2 separate regions of the Mus musculus genome follow, and region 1 is linked to region 2. The links are chromatin contacts, found by Hi-C or POLR2A ChIA-PET in ENCODE. All regions are on one chromosome and are shown on one strand. The core of a region is the stretch at or near the end of the contact, and the rest is flanking DNA. Distances in the headings are between cores, read along the strand shown.

The links. A loop is a pair of places that touch in the nucleus more often than their neighbours do. ChIA-PET counts read pairs that join two places held with the same protein, here RNA polymerase II (POLR2A).
Region 1: a loop to region 2 is called in a map of regulatory T cell, with 3 times the contacts of the local background. The contact joins the promoter of Pramel12 here to the promoter of Prdm2 in region 2. A Hi-C loop is called at or near these places in 2 of 37 maps with a recorded cell type or tissue (T-helper 2 cell and regulatory T cell). POLR2A ChIA-PET finds 5 or more read pairs at or near these places in 1 of 5 experiments (Patski).

What each region holds. Positions count from the first base shown.
Region 1 is chr4:143,410,714-143,416,948 of GRCm38, forward strand. Pramel12 (PRAME like 12) reads left to right here and starts at 1,713. Exons shown (of 5, transcript NM_172877.3): 1 at 1,713-2,378; 2 at 4,636-4,700; 3 at 5,927-6,235. The coding sequence starts at 5,953.
Region 2 is chr4:143,207,407-143,214,219 of GRCm38, forward strand. It overlaps Prdm2 (PR domain containing 2, with ZNF domain), which reads right to left and starts at 5,303. Exons shown (of 10, transcript NM_001081355.3): 1 at 5,209-5,303.

The sequences.
Region 1 (6,235 bases), core at 463-2,962, 200 kb after region 2:
GTACTGCCTTTCTCTACTGTGTGCTTGCTCTCTGATATCCCAGGCTGCCACAGCTCCTAACTCCAGAGCTTCTAGGTTATTATCACCTAAGCCCTCAGGTCTGATGGCAAGATACCCTGTGGCACTGAGGTCCTGCTTCCAGTGTTAGCTGTTTACTAGAAACTGAGTTTTAGTATGTTGTCCAGGCTAGACCCAAAACTTGTAGCAAGCTTTCTTCAGCCTCCTGAGTGCTGAGATATAAGCTTGAGCTATCACTCTGGCTTTACCTTCCTTTTCATTTTTTAAAAAAAAGTATGTGTATTTTCTGTATGTCTGTGGGTGTATGTGGAGGTCAGAGGGCAAGCCCAAGAGTCAGTTTTCTTCTTCCAGCACTTAAGTGTGTGACTGAACCCAATAGTCTAGTGCTGTGGCAGGTCTCCTTACCTATGAGCCATTTCACCCACCCCACAGCCCCCACTCTCTATTGCATGTTCTCTAGCCAGTGTGCTGGCTGACACTTTCTGAAGCATCTTCTACCTTCTGGAAAACCTAATGTGGAAAACCTTTGTTCTCAAAGGCAAGTTTCTTCATCGTTTGAGAGTAAGGGTCTATATAGCCTGGGCCGGCAATGAAGCTTGGGGAAAAATGACTTTGAACTGATCCTCCTAACTCTTAACTTTTTAGTTCTGAGATTACAAGTATGCCCCACAGTGTCTGTCTGGTGCATGCAGTGCTTGCTGGACAGTGCACCTTTGAGAATACTGGGCAGCAACTGTTCTATAAACTGAGCTTTCTTCCCAGGCCACTTACTGCAGTATTAATGGGAACATCTTCCTGCCTTCTGAGAAGATGCCACAGCAGATGACTGGTAGAGAGCATCCAGCTCAGGCCCTGATCCAGAACATATTCGTAACTTTGCCAATAATAATATCAGCTTTAAGAAATGTCTATTCGTCAGGCACAGATTAAAACTCCTATCCCCAGTGACTCATACTTAGAACTAAGTGGGCCACAAATGAATACAATTCCGCCAGGTATGTTGGCTCACAACTTCCTCTTGGCTCAACCCCAGAGGAAGGTGGAGACTGGAGACTGGCTAAGAGTTGGAGTTCCAAATCAACCTTAGGTACTGAGCAAGATTCCACCTCTGAAACTCTAAGTCTCAAATAAATGGCTGAGGTGCCTATTTAACATATCAATGTGGACCAGGCTGCCACGTTCTCCCAGTACCCCTTGTTACAGGGTATGGCTGGCACACTCCACCTTCTACCCCAAATTCTCCAGCTTGTGTTGCCCTTCTCTATATAACCCAGCCATTTTAGTTACCTGCCCCCTTTTTACCTTTTGGCCACAGCACCCGGGTCTTATGGCTCAGGGGTTATGTCCACTCTGAACTCCCCCAGCTGTCTGCCTATGCTTCCCTTTTCCCCTACAATAAACCTCCTCCTCCACCATACTTAGAAGCAGCCATGTCCTTAGTTTATTATTTTTTCATTCATGAAAGAAATGCAGAACCAAGTGAATTAACAAGAAAATAAATAAGTAAAGCAAATACAGAAAACAAATTGAATGAAGTGAATTAACGCATCGGCTTTTGACTTTCACGGAATCTCAGTTTTTTTTTTTAAATTATTATTTTTTGAGTCAGAGTTTCACTATGTAGTCCTGGCTGTATTGGAGCTCTACGTAGAGCAGGCTGCTCCGGACGTCACAGGGATCCGCCTGAATCGCTCACAGGAGTTCTGGGATTAAGGGCGTGAACCGCTTCCGCGGCTTTCAGGATTTTTTTCCCTCATCTCCGTGAATTTGGCTTTACCTCCCCAGAGATCCGCCTGCATCTGCCTCTCCGCGGATGTGCGCGGTTTTCCCGGCTGTTTTTTTCTTTCTTTCTTTTTTTTTTTTCCTTTTCCACGGAGACTATGTTGTCAATCAATACAGAAACAGAAAACGCCCAGACGTGGCGGAAACTCAGTCATCCAATCAGAGGACGGCTTGTGGTTGACAGGCGGGACTACAAACCGGAAATGTGAGACAGAATACGCGGACCGAGCCGGGGGAGGGGCGACCAAAAAGAAAACAAAAAACAAAAAACAAACCGCCGAAAAACAAAAAAATAAAAACCGCTTCAGGCCGGAAGTATAAAACGGAACCCGGAAGTGTGGGACCGGATACGGCTAAAACACTTCAGGCCGGAAGTGCGAGACAGATACGGATGAAAACGCTGCAGGCCGGAAGTGCGAGACGGATGAAAACGCCTCAGGCCGGAAGTTTGAAGTGAAGATGGCTATAAAAGCTTTAGAGAAGCTCGGGAAGACACTCACCAGCACTTGGAGTCCGAGCTTGGACTGACTGCCTGGGCCTGCTGGGATTCTGAGTTCTGCCATCAGTTCTTGTTTCTGGTAAGTCAGTCACCTCCAGAAGGGCACAGTTTTGATTGAGGGCCACTTGACCCAAGATGCCAAAGGAACTCTGATTTCTTCTCTTCCCAGGAACAGATCGCAGGCATTGAGTTTACTAATAGTGATGGTTGCCATCATCTTCGACCTTAATTTGCTGGTTTCATTTATTATTTTATTTTATTTGAGGCATGACCTTACTTTGCTGCCCAGGCCCACCTAGAACGCAGATCAGCCAAGAGTGCTTTTAAATTACCTGGCAGTTCTGCATCTGCCTCCCCAAGCTGGAACTACAAGCTGAAAGTTAATGGAATATCTAGAATTATACCTTGGTTTGTGTCAAGTTAAATTTTTTCTTTGTTTTTTGTTTTTGTTTTTGTTTTTTTAGATGGGGCCTTAGTCTAGCTCAGGTTGGCTTCAGACTGCCTCACCCCTCTGAATGTTGAATTAATGATTCAATATTTAAGGCTTATTTTAATTTTTCTTTTTAGAGACAGAGTCACATGCAGAATATGGTAGAATTCACATGTAGTCTCATCATATCTGACTTCACATTTTAAAATTTTCATTTCATTTTATTTTGAAGACATAGTCTTATCTGATCCTTTTAATTCCATCTTCTTAGAGTTTGGATTTTATTCATTTACATTCTTACTTTTTTTTTTTTTTTTTTTTTTTAGGCAGAGTTTCTCTGTAGCCCTGGGTGACCTGGAATGCACAGAGATCCATTTGCATCTGCTTCTTGAGTATTTGGTTTTAAGGCTTTGGTTTTAAGGCATGCACTACCATGTCTAGCTAGTGTTGCCCACTGACTTTAAAATTTCTTAAAGACAGAGTCTCGTTAAGCTTGGGCTGGTCTCAGTTGAACCCCTGACCTTCTAACTCTACATTTGATTGATTAGCTTGAAATTCCTTAAATTTTACAAAAGTTAATGTTTTGAAATTTGAGATCTAAATTGAGATTTGTTTTCTTTCTTTCACTTTTTGTTTTTGTTTTTTTTTTTTAAATTTTTCAGAGACAGGGTTTCTTTTGTACCCCCTGCTGTCCTGGAACTAGCATTGAAGACCAGGCTGGCCTCAAACTCACAGAGACCTGCCTGCCTCTGCTGCTTCCTTGGCGTTGGGATTGAAGAGGTTTTATGGCACAGGACTACAAGTCCCATCTCGTCTGAGGACTGAAGCTATAGGAATGTAGTTGGTTTAGCCTGGATAATTTAACTTGACCTTGATCCAAATTAAAATAAAAAGAAGCCAGGTGGGCTGCTTACTTCTTTCTGGCATTCCAGCCCTAGAAACACAATGAAGCGTGATCTCCAGTTCTGGGCTAGACTGGGGTGACCTTGTTTACATAAAATGAAACAAATGAGTTAGGAATGCAGCCTACTGGCAGAGTGCTTGTCTAGTTTGGGCCAGGCCCTGGGATCAAACCCAAACAACCTCACCTCAAAATTATTTTGAATCTGTTTTTTTTAAAAATTTTATTTGTGTATGGGTGTTTTGCCTGTATATGTGTATGCACCATGTCTATGTCTGCTGTCCTGGGTGGCCAGAAGAGGGCAGATCTGGTATTGAAGTTTCAGATGGCCCACCCACCATGTGGGTGCTGGGAACCAAACTCAGGGCCTCTGGAAGAGCAGCCAGTACTCTTAACTGCTCACTCACATTTCTAGTTCCTTGTTTGTTTGTTTTGAGACTCACAACTTGGACTGATCAGAATCTCTGTACTGACTAAGACTAAACTCACCCGGATCTCTTCTACCTCTTTTCTTCCAGAGTGCTGGGGAGGCTCAATAAAGTATTTTCAAAGTAGAGCCCACTAGCCAGGCATTGTAGCCAAAACACACAATCCATTCTTAAATATAGGCAGGGAGAAGGTGAGTTTGCAGGCAAGCCTGGGCTACATATAATGAGTTCCACCAAGGGCAGCTCTGACTTCATAGCTTGTAGCACAAGCAAGACTTTTTTTTTTAACTTTCAAAAAGTAGATGAAAGGGCTGGAGAGATGGCTCAGCAGGTAAACCACTGGCCACTCTTCCAGAGGTCCCGAGTTCAATTCCCAGCAACCAAATAATGGTGGCTTACAACCATCCGTAATGAGATCTGATGCCCTCTTCTGGCACGCAGGTATACATGCAGATAGAGCATTAATATACATAAAATAAATTTTTTTAAAAAAAGTAAGCAAAAAAGTTTATAGCTGGAAGGTTTATTTTTTTTTGTTTTTGTTTTGTTTTGTTTTTCCATCTATTTCTTCCCCTAGACTCTAAAACAACATGGGAAATCCTCTTCTGTGTATTCTCTGTGCATCAAGGTCTTCATCTCAAGGTTAGTCTCCTAGACACTCTAAAGACAGATATGTACATGACTTAAGAACTGCTTGTGAAAGCTTCTTTTACATGCAAGACACTGAAGGCTGGTATGCGTTTAGTGGCCTCCTGCCCCAGTGTCTAGAATAGTACGATATAGCTGAGAATCCCACATCAAGCTCTAAAGCTTTGAAAGTAACAGGTAATGATCACCCACAGCTCACAGATCTCCCATAGTCTTTCCCAGGGAGGTTCAGTTCATCAAAAGCAAAATATTGGGGGCTGGAGAAATGGCTCAGCAGTTAAGAGCACCTAATAGCCCTTGCAGAGGACCCAGGCTCAAGTCCCAGTACTTGCATGATGGCTCAGTACCATCTGTAACATAGTACCAGTTTCACGGGATTCAACAGGCACACATGTGGTGCACATAAGTGCATGGAAGTAAAAGAAATAAATCTAAAAAAATATTAGGGGCTGGTGCATGCAGGCATAAAGTAAAATAAATAAATCTAAAAAAAAAATATTAGGGGCTGGAGTGATGGCTTAGTGGTTAAGAGCACCGACTGCTCTTCTAAAGGACCCGGGTTCAATGCCCAGCACCTACATGGCAGCTCACAAGTATCTATTGCTCTAGGATCTTAAACAGACATACATACAGGCAAAACACCAGTGCACATTAAAAAACAAAACAACTAAAGCAAGCAGAATATGGGAAGGTTTGCCATGAAACATTCCATTGGCCTTCCCATGAGCATCTTGAGAGATGATCAGTGTCCCCATTGCTGTAAAAGGATGGAGTTGAGCTCTTAGGTTGCTGGATACTCCTTCCCAGTAGAAATCGAATTTGGAGGAACAGTGGCTAGTTGTAAGTAGGACAGTTGGGAAGGTATGGCCCATGAGATGCTTGTGTTACGTGATGTGATCGTTTGCTGGACTGGTTAAGAAGAATTAGGAGATGTGGCCTTGTTGGAGAAAGTATGTCAGTAGGGGTAGGCTTCGCGGTTTCAGAAGTCCCTGCCAGGCCCTTGTTTTCTTACGTGCTTGAGGGTGAGATATAAGCTCTCAGCTACAGCTCTAGTGCCATGCCTACCTACCATGATGATTATGGATTAGCACTCTGAAACTGTAAGCAGGTCCCCAGTTAAATGGTTTAAGTTGTCTTCATCCTGGCATCTCATCACAGTAATAGAACAGTAACTAAGGTGTAGGGTTTCTTATGACGTAGCCTCCTGTATGCTTCACCAGGATCCTTGACACTGAAGATCTGAAGGATGAGTGTCCAGGACCCACCCACACTCCTGCAGCTGTCAGTACAGAGACTACTGAGGGACGAGGCCCTGGCCATTTCTTCTCTGCAGTACCTTCCCAGGGCGCTTTTCCCACTGCTCTTCAAGGAAGCCTTCAATCACAGACAAACTAATGTCCTGAGGGCCATGGTGGCAGTGTGGCCCTTTCCCTTCCTCCCTCTGGGGACCCTGATGAAGACTCCCCACCTGGAGATCTTGCAGGCTGTGCTGGATGGAGTAGACATGCTTTGGACACAGAAGGTTCTTC
Region 2 (6,813 bases), core at 4,053-6,552:
GTTAGTTTTTCAAAAATATTAAACTACTTGCGGGCTGGAGAGATGGCTCAGTGGTGAAGAGCACTGACTGCTCTTCCAGAGGTCCTGAGTTCAATTCCCAGCAACCACATGGTGGCTCGCAACCATCTGTAATAGTGTCCGATGCACTCTTCTGCTGTGTGTCTAAAGTCAGCTACAGTATACTCACATTAAATAAATAATTTTTTTTTAAAAACTACTTGCATTTTTAAAATTTCCTAAATCATATAGTACGTGTACGTGTGTGTGTGTGTGTGTGTGTGTGTGTGTGTGTGTGTGTGTGTGAAGGCATCTCAGGTCAAAGGAACAAATCTTGGGTTATTCTCTTTCCTTCTGCTGGATCCTGGAGAGCCTTAACATACTAACCTATCTTGCTGGCCTTGCTTGCATATTCTTTACCTTGTCAGCTCAAAATACCCCAGTGAAAGGCAAAAGTAGTATTTGTCCCCAGTTTGCAAACATTAAGAGGTCAGAAGAAATGCTACCTACATCCCCCTCACACACCACCACCACCACCACACAGAGCTATGTGGTCCCATGATCCTGTCATTCTGTATGCTGAGGTAGGGTTCTGCTAAGTAACACAGGGCTATACGCAAACACTGCCTCCATGTCTTCTAACATAAGTACACATCTACATTTATCCCAAGAGCCTTCATTTCAAAACCTCTACTTGCAAGTGTATCTTAAAGCCAACATTTGCTGAATTATGGCAAAGTCTTTAAGTCAGAAAATCAATCTGAGTGTCATTTGTATGCTTAACATACATAGTCTGAATAAGGTCTTGAAAAATATACAGGATTCATGCTGAAGTATGTACAGGTTTGGAGAAATCTCACAGTCCTTTTCAAATTTTGAATGCATCATTTAAATTTCCCATGAGAGTTTAAGAAAATCTTAGAAAAACTACATGTAGGTACATATAAAATATGTAGGTTTTACCAATTTCCAGATGGGCTGCCCACAGCAATCAAGCTAACATTTCCACTTAACTTTACACATTTCAGACAAGCTGTGCCAAGAAATAATTCAGCTCTTTCAAAGCAAAGCCTAACATGTAATTTGTTTTTTCACCAAAATAGCTGAAAAATATAGACAGATTCAGTGAACCTTTTTTCCCATGTTCTAAGGGGCTAGTAAGTAAGAACACAGTGTAAACAGGACATGGACCAAGATGCCACTAGTAAATACTACACGGAATTAAGGGAACACACACATGCTTATACCATTGCAATTACCAGGTTTACTATACACAAGGGCTCTGTGCACGCTCCAGGGAGGTGAGGTAGAAAGGAAAAGCATTCCTTTATTGCACTGAAATCATTTAGATATTCCTGTAAGTAAAACCACTCGTTACCAAATATGGCTCCAATAGCAGATTTTTTTCACATGTTGTATTTAATGGTGCATTCTCAATAGTATTTCACAGCCAAAACAAACAAACAAACAAGCAAACAGATAGGAACCACAGCCAATACCATCTCTACTTAGAATAATTAGAAATAAAGATTAGGAGACATATTTTCTCCCCCAGCAGAAAGTACTTCAATGACATGTTTTCCATGAAGATGCATTAAACTAAACATTTCAAAAGTAAGCCTTCTTTCCTTAGGACAAGTTTAGTGCATAAACCCAACTGGTTCTTTTTGGGGTTTTTTTTGTTTGCTTGTTTTAAAAAAAGAAGGAAAAAAGTAGTTTAGAAAAGTACAGTTTAGCCAATCTTCAAGGAGTTGCTTCAAGTCTCATTTTCTGGAAGAGTTATTTCTGTGCTATTCAGCATCATGGACCAAATAATTAAATTATGCATCTACTCTATGCAAATGTATTTAAATTTTATAATAATTTAATCTGCATACTGGGAATGCTGATCCCATGTCATGAAAACGTCATAATCTCCAGCCTACCTCACACTGCCATGTTTCTTCCCATAAAAGGACGTCAATGTTCAACTACAGAGAGTTACTCTATAACCACAAAAGCAAAAGCTAGAAGAAATTTGGATGGGAAGACAATTCCCTTCTTCAAGGTCTAACCCATAGCATCTGTCCTCAGAGTTCTTGGAGACACCACAGCTGCTTCTGTGATTCAACCATCCAACAAAGGAAGTTTCATTTAATGAGCTAGTTTAGAATCATTCCATTTTGTCCCTCCATGGCAATGTCTGGTGACTTCACAGCTTGTCATAACTAAAGGAGGGACCACTGCCACTTGTGGGTGGATGAGGGGAGCTGCTTAAGCATTCCACCATGGACAAGAGTGACATCCCCAAGAAAACTAATCCAGCCCACACATCAGCAGTAGAGTGGCCGAGGAACATTGTTAACTCACCATGCTATCCCTACCAACAGACTCCAGTTTCCCCTGACCTGCTCTAAGAAAATCATTTTTTTATAGCTCTAACTAAAAATTTCTAACTGCAAAAGGCAAGCACTAGGACATGACACCAGGCCCAATCCCAAGCACTGTGACTGCTAATAGGCAGCAATCAAACTATGAAGCCCTAAATGCATGTCAGCAGGAGCAGAAGTGCTCAGCAGGTGCTCAGCTGGTGATGTCCCGGTTGCATCTAGCATTCCCTGAAGATTCTCTGCAGGTGCTCTCTGCATGCAGGTCTGACATGCAGCATTCCCTGCAGATGCTCTCTGCATGCAGGTCTGACATGCAGCATTCCCTGCAGATGCTCTCTGCATGCAGGTCTGACGTATCCCCTCAAGGCCCACATACACTTCCACTATGGAGTTTGCTAGTGAAAGCTGCATATTTGCTGTTGGGTTTTTCCCCTTTACATATATTAAAACTAACACGAAACTAGTCAGAAGACATGAAAATAGCAAATACTCCACAGTGCTCTCCACCCTGGAGACTGTGATTTAACACACCCCTGAAAGGTGTCTAAGTCAGATCTAAAGTTGAAAAGATATCAGCATTCTGAAAAAAGAAAAAAAAATCCCATTAATAAATAAATAGCCAGTATAAAATAATCATCAAAAGGAACTGTGTGCAGATATGTGTGAGCTACAGACACCACAGAGAAATCAGGGAGGTTACTTCTTAGGTAGCTGAAACAAACAAACAAACAAAAAAAGATGTATCATCAGACACTACCAAAGCAGATTTTCCAGTTTTCACATCTTAAATAGTTGCAGAATTTTTAAATTCATCACAGAGAAAAAACTTCCGAAAATTAATGAAAAGAAATGTCAGACTTTAGAAGCCTTGAAAATCAATGTGGGATTGGTTAATGAATGATGGCCCATCCACATATCAGCCATTAAACATCAAATTGAAGAACAGTTAAAGACATAGAAACACACAACAGCATAATGAAAGACAAGCCTCATCGATATACACAACATATCAATTCTCTATAGACTATTATACAGAAGTGCATGCTTCTATAAATGAATGTATGTGAATAAAGAAATACAAGCAGGCACACCATGAGGGACTGACTAGTGACAATCTGCTACAATGTTAACAATGGCTATCTGAGGAGGCGGAAGTTTACAGGCGGTTTCTATTCCTTCTTTGTGCGCCTCTGTTTTCCAACTGTCTTCCAGTGCGACTGTTTTGCTGTTTTGTGCTTACAGAGCTAATACATTATTACAAAGTTACACCTTCTTATCCCGAGCACTGCATAGAAAATGTAAAACAAACCACCTCAAACCTCAACGAAGCCAAGTCTTCCATCAACAAACAGCGAACATTCATTGAGCATTCTCATTATGTCCCTGGTTCTAATAACTTTGTAAATGCATCGACGGCTTTTTTTTGGGGGGGGGGGGCAGGGAAGGGTCGAGCCCTGAAATAACACCAAATGCAGCTGAGTGTTGCTTCCAACAATGGATTTACAGCTCTCTTCCCATGGCTTGGAATAAAGGGGGCTTATTAAATGATCTCTGAAGGTTTTCAAAGCTATGGCGAGATTGCTCATGAAAAAGAAATTTCATCAAATAAAGTGTGTGAAAGAGAGCTTGGAGGGTGGCAGCTGCGTGCAATCTCAAAAACAGAACTCTATAGAACAGGAAAACAACAGAATAATGTCTCTCAGTTCCTCCTCTTAATATCCTAAAACCTCTTTTCCAATATCATCGTGGGCAGAATGATCCAACTGTAGTCTGTGCTATTGTAGGTAAAAGAAAAACAAAAACCAAAAAACAAACAAAAAACCATTGGGAGGTTGTCTTTGCTGTATATATTACTTTAAAGAATAACCTCGAAGTAAACAAAAAAACTTTGAGATACAATTTTAGTCATGTTCTGGGGACACTGTGTACTAGAAACAAACATTCCCGTGTTTCATTAAAGGGTCCTAAGGGCAAGGCACTGGAACTTGGCAAAAGGCAGTTCACGTGTCAAATACACCCAAATCCTCAATACATGAAATGCGGGGGGTGAAGGGAAACCCCATTTCTCTAGGTGTAAATTCCAGCTGGGTAGTAAGAGGCAACGGGGCTTCCCGGCGATCTGTGGGATTGTTTCCCCAGCTCGAGGCCCGACCTAACGGTAAGTGCTAGGCCATTGGCCGGTGCTTCACGCGTGGATCGTGGAAGAACACTGACCTGTTAAGGTCTATTTCGTGTCTCGCTCGTCACCCTCGGAGACATAGTAGATGGATCTTTTGACGAACGCAAACCAGTCCTATGTATGCTAGCGCACACCTGTGACACATGCACGTATGCACCAGTGGGTCGATGGGGGACACTCGAGGAGCCCACTGGCAGGTTTATAGCACACGGAAACTATACGGGGGTGAAAAACACAAAGGCTCGAGGCACAGAACCAACTCGAGGATTGCAGATGCGCTCGCACATTCAACCCGGGACACAAAAGAGCAGAGATCAGCGCAGCCCTGCGGATGGGGACCGCCCGGGGCCCACGTGCGCTCCCCGCCGACCCCGCAGCCGCGCACCCCGAGTCCGCCGCGCCGTCACCAAACGGACCCGAAACTTGGCCGCGGGGACTTAAGAGCCGCGGAGCGGGAGCCTTCGCGCCGCCTCGCGTCGGCGCCAGCGCCAGCCACCGGTTCCCGGCCGTTCGGAGGAAGCTCGAAGGGGGCGCGTCAGCCCGCCCCGCAATCCCCTTAGCGCCCGGCCCGGTCGCCCCCGCCGCGGTGGCCACACTCCTCACTGACACCAAGGGACATTCCCCCGAGGCCCGCCCGCCCTCCCCGGCTCCGCCGCTCCTCACCAGAGCGCGACGTGCCAACGCTTCAGCGAGCCCAGAGCCGCAGCCGCCGCCGTCGCTCTGGCGCCCGCGGCCGCGCCGCCGCCATCTTGGCTCCGGCCGGAAGTGACGTCGGCACGGCGCCCACAACCCCCGACCCCGACCCCGACCCCGCGCGTAGCTCGTGGCCTGCGACCCCGAGGAGCTCAACACGACGGTCAGGCGTGACCCCGGCGGACTGTGTCGCCCTCTCTGTCAATCACGGACTCGCCGCTCGCCCCAGAGCGTTATTACCTCGAAGGGAAGCCCGCGTCGCCATGGCCGGGCCAGCCTGACCACTATAGAGTTAGGGCTGAGAAACTCAAGAGTTGGTCAGAGAAGCCACCCTACTTCAGACGACCGCGACTGACTGGCGTGGTGGCGCACACTTTAATCCCCAAACTCGAGGCAGAAGCAGCCAGAGCTACATAGTGAATTCCAGGAAGGCAGGACCACACCCTTAGACCTTGTTTCAAGAAAAACAAGAGCAGAATCCACTCTGAAGGCCACTCACTAGACCACTGCCAGGCAAATAGACCGTTTAAATGGTGTGCAAAGGACCAATATAGCCACACACACACAAACCCGAAACTTCAGCAAAGCAGATGCAACTGAGCGGCTGTATTCATCCCTTACCAGGAGGCATTTGCTAACTGCCAGCTATGGGCCTAGGTCAGTGCCAAGGCTCTGTGGTACCCAGCATGGCCTTCATCTTGCCCTTGGGAACTGCACCACTATTTACAAACAAGTGAGCTGGAGATGGATTGGATTGAACTGGAGACCACTTCTGACATCCCAGAAAAGAGGTTTGACGGGAACATAGTTGCCAATCAATCTGAAGTTGTAGAGAGATGAAAGTTACTTGTCACATCTAGATGGTACCCAGAGCCATGAGTACTTCAAGATAAAGCTATCCTCTGAGAAGAAAGGAAAAAAAAAAAAAATCTAAGTGTAGTGGGCCGTATTAGTCCTCTGAGAAAAGGATCTGAAAAATAGATAATGTATTATGTTCAAATGTGCCTCCAAAACTTTGGAAAGACCAGACAAGCTCATCAAATGTACCTGTTGTTTAGAAAGTACGTCAATCAACGTGGATTGTGGTATACTCTGTAAAGGATTGGTGACATGGTGATTATCTCATCAGTACTGTTGACAGGTGAGGACAATGTCAAGTGTTGTCAAGGTCTGGATCACCACAGAGCCCGTGGAGAGAGGAAATAAAACCTCAAATGTTTGCTTATGTCTCTCACTAGTCAAGAGTTTACAAACCTAAGAGAGACATGCAAACTTGTCACTAGAATATACACTATTATGGTACAGGCTGCCACTGGAATTTGCACTCTTTATTTGATTAACACCTTACTAAGTATATGCATCAAAAATCATCTGAGGTAGCGTGGGAGCAAAAGGGAGACCACCACCTCATCTACCACCAAACTGCCATAGCCATCATTTTAAAAGAAAATCTACTTACCCCCTGGCATCCAATAGAATGCAAAAGGAAATATAGGGGATTTTGATTTTTGTCAAATCAAAACATGACATGGTAAAACCAGAGAACACCATGCCAAGAAGGCAGTGGCTGTTCTT